2 separate regions of the Homo sapiens genome follow, and region 1 is linked to region 2. Evidence: read pairs that join two places in POLR2A ChIA-PET (ENCODE). Cell type or tissue: A673. All regions are shown on one strand. Each heading gives the region's core, and the rest is flanking DNA. Links, peaks and the distances in the headings are about the cores only. Region 1 overlaps AHCYL2 (adenosylhomocysteinase like 2). Region 2 overlaps IRF5 (interferon regulatory factor 5).

Region 1 (10,431 bases), core at 1,112-9,111, 450 kb after region 2:
GTGTCTGGAGCTTCAAAAAATTCCACATTGACACACTTTCCCACACCCAGCCTTTCGTAATTGTTCAAAAGTTTAGCTGATATTTTCTTATTCTTATCTGTGGCAGCCATTTCTTCCCCCCATGCACTGCCAAAGGTGAAACAGTCTTCCCTCTCTCTTTAAAAGGATTTGTCACTCTTTGGAGGGCAGTTCACTTCTGTGCTTTATGACCTCAAATCTTTGATGGGCTCAAGAAAAGTTTGGCTTTGTAGATTACCCAGTTTTTGGGGTTTGTGTGTGTTTGTGTGTTTATTTGTTCATTTATTTGTTTGTTTGTTTTGTTCTGTTTTGAGACGGAGTCTTGCTCTGTTGCCCAGGCTGGACTGCAGTGGCACAATCTCGGCTCACTGCAAGCTCTGCCTCCCAGGTTCACACCATTCTCCTGGCTCAGCCTCCCGAGTAGCTGGGACTACAGGCGCCCGCTACCACACCCGGCTAATTTTTTTTTGTATTTTTAGTAGAGATGGGGTTTCACCGTGTTAGCCAGGATGGTCTCGATCTCCTGACCTTGTGATCTGCCCGCCTCGGCCTCCCAAAGTGCTGGGATTACAGGCGTGAGCCACCGCGCCCCGCCATTTGTTTGTTTTTGAGACAGAGCTTTGCTCTTGTTGCCCAGGCTGGAGTGCAATGGTGCAATCTCAGCTCACTGCAATCTTCGCCTCACCGTTTCAAGCCATTGTCCTGCCTCAGCCTCCCGAGTAGCTGGGATTACAGGCATGCGCCACCATGCCTGGGTAATTTTTCTGTATTTTTAGTAGAGATAGGGTTTCACCATGTTGGCCAGGCTGGTCTCAAACTCCTGACCTCAGGTGATCCGCCCACCTCAGCCTCCCAAAGTGGGATTACAGTCGTGAGCCACCGTTCCTGGCCGTGTGTTTGGTTTTTTGGAGACAGGGTCTCACTCTGTTGTCCAGGCTGGAGTGCAGTGGCACAGTCATGACTCACTACAACCTCCATCTCCCAGGCTCAAGCAGTCCTCCCACCTCAGCCTTCCTAGTAGCTACCCAGCTTTTTCCTGTCGTTAAGGTGGGAGCTTCTCTTGTAGCTTTGTATGTTCTAAGCAGAAGCAGAACTGTAAATCTGTTTTTTCAGAAAAGTTTTGGCTCTGAAGTCCTTGGTTTATTAAATCTTATGGGGAAGCTTAATTTAAATTGGTAAAAACATAGAGTCAGCTGGAGCCTCCCTCTTCCCATGGCTTCCCCCAATACTTGCCTTCTTAGAATACTGAAGAGGTTCTGTAGAGCCCAATTTGAAAATCACTGGCTTAAGTCATTCCCGTTGTATTTTCTGATTGTAAAATATATAAACTTTATCTCCTTGACTAGTTGTTTGGCCCAGGCTTGCTCATACCCTGCTTTGTCTTTAATACAGGTGCTTATGGAAACTCTGGGTGCTCTGGGGGCCCAGTGCCGATGGGCTGCCTGCAACATCTATTCCACTCTCAATGAAGTGGCTGCTGCTCTAGCAGAAAGTGGTAAGAGCTTATTCTCTGTGCCTTTGGCTAAAGTAAGTCTATTTGGAGACTTACTTTATGTTTCAGCATAAATCTTTAAAGAAGGTTGACAATAAAAGAACTATCTTGGAAGAAATGGATCTCGATTCTTCATGAATTTGCTCTTTTTCTGGCCTTCGCTTGTCAAATATGATCTAGTTAACTTTGCTATTTTACAGTTGACAAATATCTACCTATGTCTAATATTCTATTGTTAGGTAATGCTTTGTTTTAACTCACTAATTCACTAATAGCAGAGCACTAGTGAACACTACTCACTGAGGTAACATGGATTAAAGGAGAAAATGCTTCAGCCATAGTTTTGTGACTCTGTTGGTTTTCCAGCAAGTAATTTGCCCTGACTTAATGTTTGGTGTTTCTGCTTCAGGAGTAAAGAAGACTTGACCTGGCAGATTAATATTTGATCACAACATCCACTGGTACTTGATGGACAAAAGAAATAGAGAAATTTGGACTTTGCCAGCCTCTTGCCTTTACTCTTTGGCAGTACAGCTAGCACTCTCAGCATTTCATTTGTTCTTTCATTTTAATTTACTTATTTATAAGATTTTATGGCTGTATATATGATAGAAAAATATTTAATACTTTATTAATACAAATATTAAATGTGTACCCCAGTGAATTGTACATACGCATTCATTTCTTTTCCTTTTTTTAAAAGTAGAAACGGAGTCTTGCTGGGTCACCCAGGCTGGGGTGCAGTAGTGCAGTCGTGTTTCACTGCATCCTTCAATTCCTAGGAACAGGTGATCCTCCCACTTCAGTCTTCTGAGTAGCTGGGACTTCAGGCATGTGCCACCATGCCCAGCTAATTTAAAAAAAATGTTTGAAGACACAGGGTCTTGCTGTGTTGCTCAGGCTGGTCTCAAACAGCCAGCCTCAAGTGATCCTCCTGCCTCATCCTCCCAAAGTGCTGGGATTACAGGTGTGAGCCACCATGCCCAGCCCATTTCTTTTTTCTGTTTTTTTTTTTAAATTTAATTTAATTTTTATTTTTTATTTTTATTTTTATTTTTATTTATTTATTTTTTTTGAGATGAAGTCTCACTCTGTCGCCCAGGCTGGAGTGCAGTGGCATGATCTCGGCTCACTGAAACCTCTGCCTCCCAGGTTCAAGCGATTCTCCTGCCTCAGCCTCCTGAGTAGCTGGGATTACAGGTGCCCTCCACTATACCCGGCTAATTTTTGTATTTTTAGTAGAGACGGGGTTTCACCATGTTAGTCAGGCTGGTCTCGAACTCCTGACCTCAGATGATCTGCCTGCCTCGGCCTCCCAAAGTGCTGGGATTACAGGTGTGAGCCACCGCACCCGGCTGCCCCATTTTTTTTTTTAAACAAATGCTTACTGACCTACGCTAAGAGCTGTAAGGGCAAATGAGACAATGTCCTTACCCTCAGAATCTTATATTTTGGTGAGATAATACACATATATAAATAATGATGATACAAGGACATATATAATAAATGCCATGACAGATTATAAATCCATATTCACTACACAAACAAGAGGCTTAGGAAAGTTCAGATTCCCACTTTGGGAAGCTGAGGCAGGTGGATCACCTGAGGTCAGGAATTCAAGACCAGCGTGGCCAACATGGTGAAACCCTGTCTTTACTAAGAGTACAAAAATTAGCTGAGTGTGGTGGTGCAGGCCTGTAATCCTAGCTACTCATGAGGCTGAGGCAGGAGAATCGCTTGAACCCAGGAGGCGGAGGCTGCAGTGAGCCGAGATCGCGCCACTGCACTCTAGCCTGGGTGACAGAGTGAGACTCCATCTCAAAAAAAAAAAAAAAAAAAAAAAGAGGCCAGGCGCGGTGGCTCACACCTGTAATCCCAGCACTTTGGGAGCCTGAGGTGGGCGGATCATGAGGTCAGAAGTTCGAGACCAGCCTGGCCAATATGGTGAAACCCCGTCTTTACTAAAAGTACAAAAATTAGCTGGGCGTGGTGCCACGCACCTGTAGTCCCAGCTACTCAGGAGGCTAAGGCAGGAGAATCGCTTGAACCCAGGAGGCAGAGGTTGCAGTGAGCCGAGATTATGCCACTGCACTCCAGCCTGGGTGACAGAGCAAGACTCCGTCTCAAAAAAAAAAAAGAAAAGAAAAGTTAAGATTCCTTGAGAGCTCATTTCCAGCTGGGTTAATCAGACTTCATTAGGAACATGACACTTAACTGGGCTATGAATTCTAGTAACGTTTTAGCAAGTGGAGAAACACGTAAGGGTTTTTTTCTTAATAATAGGGTGGAATGATTAAAGTATAGAAGCAAGAAAAATTAAAGTGTAATTGGGAAATGGTGAGAATGCCAGTTTGAGTGGATCAAGAAGTACCTGTTTCTGGTTTTTGTTTTCCCTTTAGTCACTTTTTTTTTTTTTTTTTTTTGAGACAGAGTCACGCCCTGTCGCCCAGGCTGGAGTGCAGTGGCACGATCTTGGCTCACTGCAACCTCCACCTCCCAGGTTCAAGCAATTCTCCTGCCTCAGGCTCCCAAGTAGCTGAGATTACAGGCATGCACCACCACGCCCAACTAATTTTTGTATTTTTAGTAGAAACAGGTTTCATCATGTTGGCCAGGCTGGCCTTGAACTCCTAACCTCAGGTGATCCACCCACCTCAGCCTCCCAAGGTGCTGGGATTTCAGGAGTGAGCCACCGCACCTGGCCCCCTTTCATTACATTTTAAACAACTGTCATACTTTTGTCCATTCTGCTTGTCCTCCTTGGGCTAATAAGAGCAGAATGACCAACAAAGACAAAGGAATGGATAAAGGGGCTGAAGGCAACGCCAATCAGTGAAGAATGTCAATCCAAGGAGTATAGCAGAATGAGAGAGTTGGAAATTAGGAAAAACCAGAATCTTCTCACTAAAATTAGGGGGTCAGCCTTTTTTGGTCTTTAATGGTTTCCCTTTGTTCCTTTTTTTCCCAGGATTTCCTGTTTTTGCCTGGAAGGGAGAGTCAGAAGATGACTTTTGGTGGTGTATCGATAGATGTGTGAATGTGGAGGGCTGGCAGCCAAACATGGTGGGTCAGATTTCTGCTAACACAATTCTGTAGGGGTCAGGAATGGGGATGGGTGGAGGTTATGGCCTAGGAGAGGGTTTCCCAACAAGAAGGAAGGAAAATGGCTTCATTTCTATCTGATATACCTGGGTTTCCAGCAGAACTAGATTCTTATGCTACGGGTACCCCAAGAGTATTGAAGCTCTTATAACCTCAGAGTGCCTTAATTATTGGTTCTAATGTTGGAAGCATTTATATTCATTAGAAACATTAAAGCACTGCCCAGGATTCACATGTGGCTGGTTAAAAAACAATAGTAATGAGTTTCCATCCCCTGCTACTGCCTACTTCCCACCCCTTACAACAACCAAAAAACCCAAACAAACCACCCCAGAACTCTGGAGATACTTAGCCTTCTCTCTAGAATCCATATACTTGTAATGTTAGTCAGGACTAGAAAAAAAATAAAAATAATATTCATATAATGAATTTATAGTAAACCTGAAGAGCTTACAAGTTCAAATTTCTTCTCTTTATATTCTTTCCCCACATTAAAAAAGACGAGATGAAGTTTTAGGGTTTTAATTTTTGCTTCATTTTTATTTTTGTTTTATTTTTTAGAAGATCAAGTCTTGAAGCCTCATAGCACATTAGATTTGCAAAGAGGCAAAAAGCTACACAAAGGGCCAGGTGTGGTGGCCTGTAATCCCAGCACTTTGGGAGCCCAAGGCAGGTGGATTACTTCAGCCCAGGAGTTCGAGACCAGCCTGGGCAACATAGGCTTTCTACAAAAAATACAAAAATTAGCAGGATGTGTTGGCATGCACCTGTAGTAGTAGTCCCAGCTACTTAGGAGGCTGGGACTCCTAAGTGGGAGGATCACTTGAGCCCAGGAGGTGGAGGTTGCAGTGAGCCGAGATCACACCACTGCAGTCCAGCCTGGGTGAGAGAGTGAAACCATGCCCCCATCCCAGTGCCCCCCCCCAAAAAAGCTACACAAAGTATAAGGTGCTCCTATTTTGCAAATAATTCTGCCCTCTCCCCTAGGGGGAGGGGGCAGAAATTAGGGAATGTACTGAGAAAAGAATCCCTGAAGCTCTAGTCCAACCATTGCTTGCTGCTGAAGGCTGCAGAGCAGGCCTCACTTGGTGCATGGCAGAGAAGTAGCTTCTTTCTGAATTCTGTGATCCAGGTCACACTGCACCAGGCTTGTTTGAGGAAGCTGGGTTAGAGCTTCATATCCTAAAGGGGTGGGGGAGCAGAGTTGACAGTGGCTGTAAGATGAGTCAGCTCATTCCAACAGTTTTAATAGTGACACAAGGGAGTGTGACTGACAGATGCTGAAGCAGATATGCCAGGGGGTTTCTCCTGGGAATAAAACATTGATTTTTAAAGTCAGGAACCCAGGGAGGACATTAGGATTATACCTGGAGAACTTTTACAAACTGTAGAACCAGCACAAACTGCTAGGAAGGTTAATAAAGAGAGTAAGACAAGGACAAAAACAGTTGTCACCCCAGAAAACAGGACCCATACCTGTTTGGATTCTGTCAAGATTTAGTACTTCTCCTTGCTTCCCAACCTCTGGAAGATTTCCTGATGACAATAATTTTCTGCAGTAGATTTATATGGTGAGAATTATGGGCAGCATTCATTAAGTAAATCTTAGAGACAGCAACTACTGTCTCTAGTGGATAAGAATAGTGAAACTTACAACACAGAGTTTCCAGTTGTTCAATCTCTCTTGTCTCTTATCTTTTCTGTGGAAGGGAAAACTTCATCAGGGATTCCATACATGGAGAATGGGAGAGAGAAACTCAGAAGAGCTTTTTGCTTTCTTGGGGCATCTGTTCTGGGGGTTTCTACTTGTAGTATGGAGCAAGTACAAGAGCTTTGATGAGAGTCCTAACTTGGATCCTGGTTCTCAAGCAAGGTTTGAGTGAGAGAAAATAGGTCAACAGCAAGAGCAAAAGCAAAAAAGAGATCAGGTGGTAGACATGAGGTTGGGGATTTTGTGTACTCTGGGGTCCAGAATGGCAGTTTTGGCACTTATAGTAGAGTTGATAATTGATGAGACTGCAAGATGGGTGCATGTCAGCAGAGGGCAACCCAGTTCTGTGGGACTTTCCAGGAGGATGGGTATAACAATTTGCAGAGTCCTGCTAAACACTTCTGACAGCCTAGGGAAGGACTGAAGTGTCACAGCCTCGTGCCTAACAATGTTCTAAGCTGGTTTTTCTTTAGTTTTATAATTCAAAAGCTTTTCTCTGCTGATGAAAGCTCCAGTGGGCACAGCGTTGTGTTTATCTTTAATCCCAACCTGAAATAGTGATAGATGAGCTGTTCAGAGGCATGCTTGCACACCTACATGCTGCACGGTTCCCTGGTTATTTTTAATTTGGTTTGTACAGAGTGTGAGGTTGTGCTAGGCAAAACCCTACAGTGCTGCCTGATATTTTGGGTGGGAGAGTGCCTATACTTTGGGAGAAGAAAAGGATTAAGGAATACAGTTTTATAAACCATTGTTCTGACAGGGAGACTTAATTATCTGACCATTTATTGATTTATTTTTCTTTTTTTTCTCAAGAGGCTGTGTAAACTGAGGCTGTTTATTTAAACTAAGTCTTGACTGAATATATTTAAAGTCCCTTTAGGCTTTCTGAATACCTATAGTAGATTCAAGATCTAGTGGCCTAGTAACTACAAGTTACCAATCCATAAGAAAATCCTCGGTTAGTTGCTGTATATTTTGATACAGTAGATATGTCACGGGGAGGGTCGTTTGGCTGCGCGAATTACAATTGGCCTTTCTCCTCTCATTGTCTTTTACTTCAATATAATGACTATTTGGCAGATTATTGTATTTACTCTGGCTTTAAGTTACTTTGCATAACCATATGGGAAATTTTAAATATCTGTAAATTGCTAATTAGATTGGGATGCAAGACCCAGAGAAGCACTGAAGCCTTGAGACTTCAGCAAAGTGAATGATGTTATTGATGCTTACTATTGCAGATCTTGGATGATGGAGGGGATCTTACCCACTGGATTTATAAAAAGTATCCCAACATGTTTAAGAAAATCAAGGGCATAGTAGAGGAGAGTGTTACTGGAGTTCACAGGTAAGATTTGACATGGGCATACCTGGTTTTATGCAGTCTAGACATAAAATCTTATAAACACATACCTATAAAACACATGTTAAAAATTGGAGCCTGGGCCAGGCGCGGTGGCTCACGCCTGTAATCCCAGCACTTTGGGAGGCTGAGGTGGGCGGATCACGAGGTCAGGAGATCAAGACCATCCTGGCTAACACGGTGAAACCCCGTCTCTACTAAAAATACAAAAAAATTAGCCTGGTGTGGTGGGCGCCTGTGGTCCCAGCTACTCGGGAGGCTGAGGGAGGAGAATGGCATGAACCCAGGAGGCGGAGCTTGCAGTGAGCAGAGATCATGCCACTGCACTCCAGCCTGGGTGACAGAGCGAGACTCCATCTCAAAAAAAAAAAAAAAAAAAAAAAAAAAAAAATTGGAGCCTGCTATGAGGTAACCACATCTCAGCTTGCTATGAGGTGACCAGATCTCAGCTTGCTATGAGGTGAGCAGATCTCTCTTGTTTTTTTTTTTTAATTAACAACACAAATAATGAACCTAAAATAGTGAGAAGGGGGCAGGTGGGAGAACAAGTGAAGTCCTCATGTTTTCTAGTGATTGTAAACAATTAACTTGTCCTTTTTGGACACATATATTCATTCATTCATTCAACAAATATTTATTGAACTTCTACAATGAATGAGGAACTGCTCTAGATGCTAGGAATCTAGCAGTAGACAAAACAGACAGAAAAAAACTCTGCCATCTTAGAGCTTACATTCTTACATGGAGAGCAAGGATGTAGGGTTCTGCTTCTCAAATGAGTAATAATTCTCTGAGTAAAATTGGAATTATTTCAGTTCAATTTCTGTGATCATTTCTATGATTTATTTCACCCATAAAGAACTAAAAGTATGAAAAAAAAAAGTTGTAGGGAAGTAAATTCTGAACCAGCCACCATCACTGCTTCAATACATTATCATCTTTTTGAATGTACAAAACTGAGGTCAGGAGTTCAAGACCAGCCTGGCCAACGTGGTGAAACCCCGTCTCTACTAAAAATACAAAAATTAGCTGAGTGTGGTGGCGGGCGCCTATAATCCCAGCTACTCAGGAGTCTGAAGCACAAAAATCGCTTGAACCCTGGAGGCAGAGGTTGCAGTAAGCTGAGATCACACCATTGCTCTCCAGCGGGGACAACAAGAGTGAGACTCCATCTCAAAACAAACAAACAAACAATAAAAGCACAAACAGCCAGGCGTAGTCTCATGCACTTGTAGTTCTGGCAGGCAGGGAGACCAGTGCAGATTTAGTGAACATTGTACCTAGTAGGTAATTTTTCAACCTTCAACCCGCTCCCACTCTCCCACTTTTTATAGTCTCCAGTGAAGGCCTTAAAATTTAGAGGTGGGTCAAGGATTTCCCCCACATGACTTTTGAATAAAATCTTTATTGTGAAGCTATATATGCAGGCTCTAGAAAGATATTCTTTATTTCTCAGTGGCCACCTAACAGGATGAAACTAGTCATGTCTCATGGTCTCATGCCTACCCAATCAACGTATTTCTGGGGCCTCCTATGAAAGCAATGGTAGATTGTAATGTCCTGGTGTTTTTTGTTCTTGGCTTCCCTCATCCTCAGGCTGTACCAACTGTCCAAAGCTGGGAAGCTGTGTGTTCCAGCCATGAATGTCAATGACTCAGTCACCAAACAGAAATTTGACAACCTCTACTGTTGCCGTGAATCAATTCTTGATGGGTAATGTTTATTATCTTTGAGATGAAGTTGTGATGTCCAGTTGAGATTCTAAGTTTTTTGGCTTTGGTTATTTCTGGAAAGGATTCATGTAGCACCTCTGGATAATGTCTCCATAAAGCCAGAGCTTTGTCACCTCATAAATTAAAATTACATTATTTTTATTTTCTCCTTTGTATCTTTTCTATTTCTAAATATTATATTTTCAAAATATTATCTAATAAATGTATGTTGCTTTTATGTTTAAAAGTTACTGTGTTATCTACATCTTCTTCCTTTCTGCACCACTTGCAAGAAAGGGGAAAAAAAAAGGAAAAAAACCCTTACATATAGGATTGGTTAGATGGCAGGGAGTGAGAAAATATGTATTTTATTTAACCTTCCTGTCTGGTCATTAGTTTCTCTAGGATAGAAACCAGACTTTCAGTGTTACAGGTCTTTTAGAATTTGTCTAGCAGGTTTTCTGGTCTTTACCAGAAAACCCCTTTAAAAAAATAAAGAAACCAGACTTTCTTTCAAAATGAAAAACCAACCAAAAAACCCCATGAAAACAAAGAGATTCAATCTAACCTCAAGGGAGAAACAAGAGAAGATTTTTCTGATTTAATGTTTTTTTTTCCCCTAGACTTAAAAGGACAACAGACATGATGTTTGGTGGAAAGCAAGTGGTAGTCTGTGGCTATGGAGAGGTGAAGTTTAACCTTTTGTTTATTAGGTGTTTTAAATGGATTTTGTTGAAATATTCTGGAATTTTTTATTTGTATGGACATATGAGTACACCCTTTACCACTTTAGATGAGAAAAAGAATTTCAGAGGCCTTCTGGTTGAAGTAGACTTTCTTTTTCCCTTTGCGTTGCCGCCATTTTCCCTTAAGTTGATTTTCTGACTTGCTCCAGTACCACCGTTTGTGATGTTCTTTTTAGCTTGTGTTTTAATTATGAATCGTGAGTGTGGGTGTTCTTGTGCACATGAATGCGATAAGCAGGAGCCAGGGGTTTGTTTATGAGCTGCATTCAATTATTTGTTCTTCT
Region 2 (8,965 bases), core at 966-8,965:
TTGCCATTCAAAATAATACCAACAGCTCCAGTGTCTCGAGCCTGTCCTATGTGCAGGTTTAGCTCTGAGTGCTTTACGGACATCAACTCCCCTCATCTTTTTTGAGATAGGGTATCACTCTGTCGTCCAGGCTGGAGTGCAGAGCATAATCATGGCTCACTGCAGCCTTGAACTCCCCAGCTCAAGCAATCCTCTCACCTCAGCCTCCTGAGTAGCTGGGACCACAGGCACCCACCACTATGCCCAGCTAATTTTTTGTAAAGACAGGAGTCTCGTTATGTTGCCTAGGCTGGACTCCAACTCCTGGGCTCAAGCAGTCCTCCCACCTTGGCCTCCCAAAATGTTGGGATTACAGGTGCGAGCCACTGTGCCCAGCCAACATCAACCCCTTGAGTCTTCGCTGCCACTCCATGAGGTGGGCAACTGTGAGGAGATCAAGACAAAGGGAGGCAGTGACATGGCCTGGCACACAGCTGGCGGGGGGCACTTCCAGATTCAAACCCAGCCTGGCTCCAGGGTGCTCACCCTTATCCCGCACGCTGTCCTCCTTAGAGATCACACTGTTTCACCCTCCCAGGAGCAGGGACTATGGATGCATCTCATAGCCCCTAGATTTCATGTAGCTTGCTGGCAGCCTGAGGGCTGGGGCAGGACTGTGGCAGACTCCCACGCTGCAAACCAGGTCTGGGGCTCAGCGAGGCTCAGCCTGTAGCCGAAGTTCTCCCCACACAGTAGAGTCTCCTATGGGACAGGAGGCAGACTGGGGCTGTGGCAGGGATGAGGTTCTCTGTGGTCGGCTATTTCTTCCTGCCCCAGGCCTGGGCCAAGGAGACAGGGAAATACACCGAAGGCGTGGATGAAGCCGATCCGGCCAAGTGGAAGGCCAACCTGCGCTGTGCCCTTAACAAGAGCCGGGACTTCCGCCTCATCTACGACGGGCCCCGGGACATGCCACCTCAGCCCTACAAGATCTACGAGGTCTGCTCCAATGGCCCTGCTCCCACAGGTATCAGGCCTAGCCCTCTGTGGGCCACCTGGGAGGCTGTGCAATGTCCTGGCCCCCAGCCATGAGCTCTTGGGTGCAGGCAGGCCAAGGGCCCCTCTAGCAGGCAGTGGTCCAGGAAACGATGCGGGGGCTCCCGCTAGGTCATGACACCCAGGGCTTCCAGGAGTGGCTGGGATGGGTCACTGGCATATCAGGAATGGCTTGGCGTGCAGTCAGGGACCTGGGTGCTTCTTCCTTACCATTGCCCTCGTTTTGGCTTCTGGCTCCAGCCTAGGTCTCATGGCCCATGGAGTCGGGGAGGTCTTTCCCAATCCTGGTGGCTGTGCCCTCCACCTCGCCCTGTGTTGGGGGCAGCTTTGGGGAAGGCAGAAGCTGCATAGGAGCTACAGGCAGCCTCTCAGGGGATCTTGCTTCTCCTCCGACATTGACTCCTTTACTGCCCTGCTTTTCTCTCCCTGCTGTGCAGACTCCCAGCCCCCTGAGGATTACTCTTTTGGTGCAGGAGAGGAGGAGGAAGAAGAGGAAGAGGTGAGTGTGGGTTGAGGAGGCAGGTGGAGCCCTGGACGAGCTCTCTGCTGTCCCCATCGGCCTTAGGTTTCCGCAGCCCCACTCCCATGGAGCCCCGTGGCCCTCTCAATAGTTCTCCTTGTTTCTTCTCCTGGGATTCTGAACGATAGGAGCACAGTCCCCACCTGCTCCTTCCCAGGGCATTGTCATTACCCTGTGTGTGTGACCCACGCAGCAGTTGGGGCTTGGTAGGTCTGACTCCCTGCAGAAGGCAAATGAGGAAAGTGAGGCAAAGGGCTTTTCTGACCTGCCTGGGATGGACGAGCTGGGACCGGAGGCAGGGTCTTGCCTGAGCTAAACTGAGGCTAGGGGAGTTGCCTCATAGTTCTCGCCTGTTATTTCCCCAGCCCCAGGTCAGTGGAATAACCTGTCCTCCTTTCTCTCCCATCTCTTCCCTCCCTTGCTGGTGGTGTCCCTTCAGCTGCAGAGGATGTTGCCAAGCCTGAGCCTCACAGGTGGGGCCGGGAGGTGGTGGTTGGGGGTCTAGTATACAGAGAAGCTATAGGTACCATAGGTACCTGGAAGGGGGCTGATGGGAGGCTAGGGTGGCCCAGGGCTGGGAGGAGGTGTGCCTGGGAGGCAGTTCGTGGAGGTGGCACTGACAGCCGTCCACACGCACTCTCTGTAGATGCAGTGCAGTCTGGCCCCCACATGACACCCTATTCTTTACTCAAAGAGGATGTCAAGTGGCCGCCCACTCTGCAGCCGCCCACTCTGCGGCCGCCTACTCTGCAGCCGCCCACTCTGCAGCCGCCCGTGGTGCTGGGTCCCCCTGCTCCAGACCCCAGCCCCCTGGCTCCTCCCCCTGGCAACCCTGCTGGCTTCAGGGAGCTTCTCTCTGAGGTCCTGGAGCCTGGGCCCCTGCCTGCCAGCCTGCCCCCTGCAGGCGAACAGCTCCTGCCAGACCTGCTGATCAGCCCCCACATGCTGCCTCGTAAGGACCCATGGCTGGGCACGGGGAAGCAGTGCTGGGGGATTGGGGTAGGATTGGCAAGGAGGGTGGAGGGTGCTGGACTCCCTTGGGTGGGAAAAGTGGGAGGGCGGATGGGGCTGGGCCTGGCCACTGGGCTGCAGAATGGGGAGGCGTGGGGCTCAAGGACGGGATGGGCCTGCCTTCTGCCCCACAGTGACCGACCTGGAGATCAAGTTTCAGTACCGGGGGCGGCCACCCCGGGCCCTCACCATCAGCAACCCCCATGGCTGCCGGCTCTTCTACAGCCAGCTGGAGGCCACCCAGGAGCAGGTGGAACTCTTCGGCCCCATAAGCCTGGAGCAAGTGCGCTTCCCCAGCCCTGAGGACATCCCCAGTGACAAGCAGCGCTTCTACACGAACCAGCTGCTGGATGTCCTGGACCGCGGGCTCATCCTCCAGCTACAGGGCCAGGACCTTTATGCCATCCGCCTGTGTCAGTGCAAGGTGTTCTGGAGCGGGCCTTGTGCCTCAGCCCATGACTCATGCCCCAACCCCATCCAGCGGGAGGTCAAGACCAAGCTTTTCAGCCTGGAGCATTTTCTCAATGGTGAGGGCCCAAAGCTGTGATCCTCCTGGCTGCCTCTTGCCCAGGGCATGGTTCCAGCCTCTGACTAGGGACCTTGATTTTGATGCAGAGCTCATCCTGTTCCAAAAGGGCCAGACCAACACCCCACCACCCTTCGAGATCTTCTTCTGCTTTGGGGAAGAATGGCCTGACCGCAAACCCCGAGAGAAGAAGCTCATTACTGTACAGGTACATCTCCCCTATCCCAAAGTCGGCCTTGGCTTGAAAACTGGGGAATCCTGGGGCTAGGCCCTTGCCCCAGGCTGGAGGCTCAGGGCTCCCTGAGCAGTGTGAACTTGGCGGCCAGAGACCATCAAGGCTCAGAGCCGGAGAATGCGGTCTATTACTCACCCCTGATGGCTGTCCTCATGCACAGCTGGATCTGGCAGCCCTGCCACAGGTCTCCCTGTCTCATCTCCTCTTTGCCTCCCAGGTGGTGCCTGTAGCAGCTCGACTGCTGCTGGAGATGTTCTCAGGGGAGCTATCTTGGTCAGCTGATAGTATCCGGCTACAGATCTCAAACCCAGACCTCAAAGACCGCATGGTGGAGCAATTCAAGGAGCTCCATCACATCTGGCAGTCCCAGCAGCGGTTGCAGCCTGTGGCCCAGGCCCCTCCTGGAGCAGGCCTTGGTGTTGGCCAGGGGCCCTGGCCTATGCACCCAGCTGGCATGCAATAACAAGGCTGCAGACGGTGACTGGCCCTGGCTTCCTGGGTGGCGGTGCGGACTGATGTGGAGATGTGACAGCCCCGATGAGCACCTGGCTGGCTGCAGGGTCCTACCTCTGGGTTTCCTGGAAGTGGATTTGGGCCAAGAAGGAGAGGGAGAAAGGCCCGAGCCCCTGCCTTCCCGGGCCTTTCTCTCCTGGGCTGTCTCTGGTCTGGTCAGCCTGGCTCTCGGGAAATTCAGCCATGAGCAGGGAAAGAACTCTCCCAACCCTGGGGCCTAGCTGTATAGGAGGAATTGCCTAAGGGTGGCCCACTCTTGTGATTGCCCCATTTCCTCTGGCAACAAAAGCCAGAGTGTTGTGGGCCAAGTCCCCCCACAGGGCCTCTGCAGGGCATGGCCCTGATTTCCCTGGTTTGAGACTCACTTCCTCATCTCCCTGTCCTCTGAGATAATATGAGTGAGCACTTAGGTATCATATCAGATGCTCAAGGCTGGCAGCTACCCCCTTCTTGAGAGTCCAAGAACCTGGAGCAGAAATAATTTTTATGTATTTTTGGATTAATGAATGTTAAAAACAGACTCAGCTGTTTCTTTCCTTTTACTACTACCAGTTGCTCCCATGCTGCTCCACCAGGCCCTGTTTCGGATGCCAACTGGCCCACTCCCCAAGCACTTGCCCCCAGCTTGCGACCATTGGCACTGGGAGGGCCTGGCTTCTGGGCTGATGGGTCAGTTGGGCCTTCATAAACACTCACCTGGCTGGCTTTGCCTTCCAGGAGGAAGCTGGCTGAAGCAAGGGTGTGGAATTTTAAATGTGTGCACAGTCTGGAAAACTGTCAGAATCAGTTTTCCCATAAAAGGGTGGGCTAGCATTGCAGCTGCATTTGGGACCATTCAAATCTGTCACTCTCTTGTGTATATTCCTGTGCTATTAAATATATCAGGGCAGTGCATGTAAATCATCCTGATATATTTAATATATTTATTATATTGTCCCCCGAGGTGGGGACAGTGAGTGAGTTCTCTTAGTCCCCCCAGAGCTGGTTGTTAAAGAGCCTGGCACCTACCCGCTCTCACTTCATCTGTGTCATCTCTGCACACTCCAGCCCACTTTCTGCCTTCAGCCATTGAGTGGAAGCTGCCCCAGGCCCTTACCAGGTGCAGATGCCCAATCTTGATGCCCAGCCATCAGAACTGTGAGCCAAATAAACCTTTTTCTGTATAAATTACCCAGCCTCGGGTCTTCGTTTACAGCAACGCAAAATAGATTAAACCCCCATAAATGTTCAAGGATACCTTGCCCCACAGCCTCGTCCACAGAATATATTGTCACTGTTTGGATTTTTGCCAACCTGACAGGTGAGATAGTATCTCAGTGCCACTTCTCATTATCAGCAAGGCTGAGTAGCTTTTCACATGGTTAAGTGGCCTGTACAGATTTTTTTAAATAATTTTAGAATGGTTTTAGATTTATGGAAAAGTTCCTAATAGAGTTCCTATGGACCCACACTTTCTCCAATTGTTAACATCTTACATTACTATGGCACACTTGTGACAATAATGAAACCATGTGGACAATTACTATGAACTCAACTTCTTTATTTGGATTTCATGAGTTTTTCGGATATCCTTTTTCTGTTCCAGGATACTATCCAAGATATCACATTACATTCACTTGTCACATCTCCTTAGACTCCTCTGGTCTATGACAGTTTCTTAGACTTTTCTTGTTGTTGGTCTTGATGGTTTTGAGGAATACTGGCCATTTTTTAAAGCATGTCCCCCAGTTTGGGCTTATCTGATGTATTTCTCATTTGTTTTTAGAGATAGGGTCTTTGTGTTGCCCAGGCTGGAGTGCCATGGTGCAACCTTGAACTCCTGGGCTCAGATGATCCTCCCACGTAGCTGGGACTACGGGTGCACACCACCACACCTGGCTTTTTTTTTTTGAGACCTGGTCTCAATATATTGCCCAGGCTGGTCTCAAACTCCTGGCCTCAAGTGATCTTCCCACCGTGGCCTCCCAAACAGCTGAGATTACAGGTGTGAACCACTGTGCCCCGCCTGTTTCTCATGGTTTTTGTATGGAAGACCACAGAGGTGAAGCATCATTCCCACTACATCATATCAAGGGTGCATACTATTAACCTGATTTATCACTGTTTCTGACTGAGGTAGTGATAGGTTCCTCTATCATAGTTACTCTTCATCCTCCCTGATCTATATGTACACAGGTACCGTGGTTTTAGTATTATTCACCTGCATCCTCTTAAACTTCACCAACTAGAGTACAGTGATTACGTAGTGCTCCTTTTGTCTTAGTTTTCAATCATTTACAAAGGTGTGCACCTTTTTCTTCACAGGCCTGTGCAGTTCTACTCCCTCTTGCAATTGTCAATGTTTTGAGATTAGGAGAAGGGAGATGTCACATATCTGGTTTCCAGCTTCTTCCAAAAAACTGGCAAATATGAAAACACTGTCATACATTCCTCAAAGGCAAAAATCAGCTGGAACTCTGGATGGGGAATGTTCTCCCAGTTCAATACGGTCCTCTCCTGGCCTGCTTCCTTTCACTGCTCTCCGTGTCCCTAAGGGCATTTGAGTTTGCAACCCTTGATGAATGGTGGAGCAGGGAGACTGAGTGTAGATGAATTGGGGAAGCTTGGAAGGGCCAGGTGCCCCTCGCGACCACGAGTGGGCTGACTTCCCCAGTACTGCTAGCAGTTGAGTAACTGCCAAAAATCTTCCCTGAATTTGTATTAATTGGTTTCCTAAAACTAAAATGAAAACAGCAATGAAAACCTGGCTGTCACTTACAGATCTCTGTGTTGTAGTAGCCAGCTGTGGATGAACAGTATCCAGAAGTGACAGATGTAACAAACTCCAGAGGTAAAGGCAGGCCAGTGTGAGGTACAATTCACTGCTCCCAAGCCAGGCTAGGGCTCCCCTTGGTAATAGCTTTTGGCTGCTCTGGTGGCCTGTGCTGGAGCTTAAGTTGGAACCCACAGGACCTTGATGCCCACATCCTGGGGATGAATGCATCCCTTTAGCCCCAGCAGTTTCTCTCCCTTCTTTCAAGCTCCTTGTCCCCACCAAGTTCATCCTTATAACCAACTAAATATACCCTTTTTAAGACTCTCAGCTCTTTGACATAAAGAACCTACCCTGGCCGGGTGCAGTGGCTCACGCCTGTAGTCCCAGCACTTTGGGAGGCCGAGGTGGGCAGATCACGAGGTCAGGAGTTCGAGACCAGCCTGGCCAACATGGTGAAACCCCATCTCTACTAAAAATACAAATATTAGCTGGTCATGGTGGTGGGTGCCTGTAATCCTAGCTGCTCAGGAGGCTGAGGCAGGAGAATCGCTGGACCCCATCAGACAGAGGTTGCAGTGAGCTGAAATCCCACCATTGCACTCCAGCCTGGGCAACAGAGCAAGGCTCCCTCTCAAAAAAAAAAAAACAAAAAAACAAAACAAAACAAAACAAAACAAAAGGAAAAAAAGAAAAAACGTACCCTTTTCAGTCTCTGTAGAGTAGAAGATATCAATGGCTTTTCCCATTTTTGCTGAAAGAGCATTCTTGGAAGGCAATGTTCTCATTTGCTGGTAATCTATCCCAAAGAATCAGGCACATCTTGTTGCAAAATCTTGAACCTTTAAGGTCTCTTGGTTTTGGCTTTCATCTTATGATTCACTTAAATCAGGGCCACACAAGGTAGACATTTAAATAAACTCATGAATGTTGATGCCATTCAAAAGCACAGTTTCCTTTATGTCTTAGGTGTGCATTCTCAGTTACTGTTCTTTATAACAATTCCCTTCAGATACATAAGGATTACAAGTTACTGTGTTTTAGTACAGTCTTGCTGGAAATAGCCCCAATGCTGATGATCTGTGTTCCACATAATCATGGCCAACATTTCATGGCTAATCCTATCACGGAACAGACAATTCTGTGGGGAGATGACTTAGGCAAGTTCAGGTGCAGTTAGCTGACCTGCCCACATGGACGGGAGATACTCATCCTATTTCTACTAGACAATGCCATGCAGAAACACAGCATCTCCATTAGGTGAGCTGATCCTGAACAGTTCCTTTTTAAATTAAAATCTAGATGGGCATCCTTGCTCTGCCGAAAGTTTCAGAGCAGCCCTTTCAAATAATCTGTAAGGCTTAAGTAAGCAGTGAGGTTCTGACACCATTAACAACACAGGGCTGTTTGCAAAGCTATAGCTTTAGATATGCATTCCACATGCTGTTTTTCAGTGGCTAAGGAGGGCTGCATTAAGTCTTCCACACATTTTTTTCAGTTCCCCACACAATTGCCTGTGAAAACAGCCAAATTCCTTAAACAGAGCAAAATCAACTGGTTATTTCAAGGACCTATGGTTGGACAAAACTTAAAGGTTTTATTATTTAGCCAGAACATGAGAGGGATGGCTGGGGTAATGTGCTGATCCCTGGAATCTGATATCACTCTATAAACACTCAAGTTTTTTTCTCTCCTTCTAATATTGCCTCTTTAGAGATTAAAACCCTGTGTACCACTGATGTTATGCTGGAAGATTTGTTTCACCAATTCCTATTGTTCTGTAGCTTGAGGATTTATGCCCAGGAGTGAAAAAGTTAAAGTGACAGGCAAAGAAAAGGCAGAGAAGTGTCAGTATATCAACAACACTGCCAGATCTATCACATTAGAATACAGCTCTGCAGGTATTAGCTCAAAGCCCAATTGCCATAACAGACTGTTATGATTCCATTTATTAAAAACTCAGGAAAATGCAAACTAATCTACAGTGATAGAAAACAAACCAGTGGTTATGTGGAAATGGGGATGGATGGGAAGAGGGAGGAAACAGGTATTACCTAGGGGTTCAAGGAAACTTTTGGAAATAAAGAGTATGTTCACTACCCTGATTGTGATAACGGTTTCATGGATGTATCTTATGTCAAAGCTTATCAAAGTGTATACCTTAAACACATGCAAATTATGTTAATGATACTTCAATAAAGTTTTTTTTTTTAAAGACCAATAAATCTGCAGGTCAGGAAACTGTCTACTTGGGTGGCCATAGTAGAAAAACCATACCACACTGTTTAACTGAAAGAGTAACCCAACTCCCTTTCCCACTGAGGCTACACAAAAGGGTAAAATGTAAGCGTGATGAGCTTTGGTGTGAATTAG

Evidence for each region. ChIA-PET counts read pairs that join two places held together with the same protein. Peaks named below come from ENCODE experiments on the same cell type or tissue, not always from the same donor. Only the 100,000 strongest peaks of a DNase experiment are listed, where the experiment ranks them.
Region 1: POLR2A ChIA-PET joins it to region 2 with 6 read pairs; 2 of 35 experiments call an interaction of 5 or more read pairs at or near these places.

What each region holds. Positions count from the first base shown.
Region 1 is chr7:129,395,812-129,406,242 of GRCh38, forward strand. AHCYL2 (adenosylhomocysteinase like 2) reads left to right here. Exons shown (of 17, transcript NM_015328.4): 5 at 1,411-1,513; 6 at 4,479-4,573; 7 at 7,568-7,674; 8 at 9,286-9,402; 9 at 10,025-10,088. It also overlaps the pseudogene RNU7-16P. Among named protein-coding and RNA genes, the nearest start is that of STRIP2, 33 kb to the right of the region's middle. In A673, for the core only: a CTCF peak has its summit at 6,637 (motif pointing right); a DNase peak (open chromatin) is centred at 5,810; H3K27ac peaks cover 381 bases.
Region 2 is chr7:128,945,029-128,953,993 of GRCh38, forward strand. It overlaps IRF5 (interferon regulatory factor 5), which reads left to right. Exons shown (of 9, transcript NM_001098629.3): 3 at 817-1,006; 4 at 1,473-1,534; 5 at 1,995-2,028; 6 at 2,202-2,507; 7 at 2,701-3,093; 8 at 3,182-3,300; 9 at 3,545-5,010. The coding sequence ends at 3,790. Among named protein-coding and RNA genes, the nearest start is that of IRF5, 12 kb to the left of the region's middle. In A673, for the core only: a CTCF peak has its summit at 2,455 (motif pointing left); no DNase peak of the experiment used is centred there.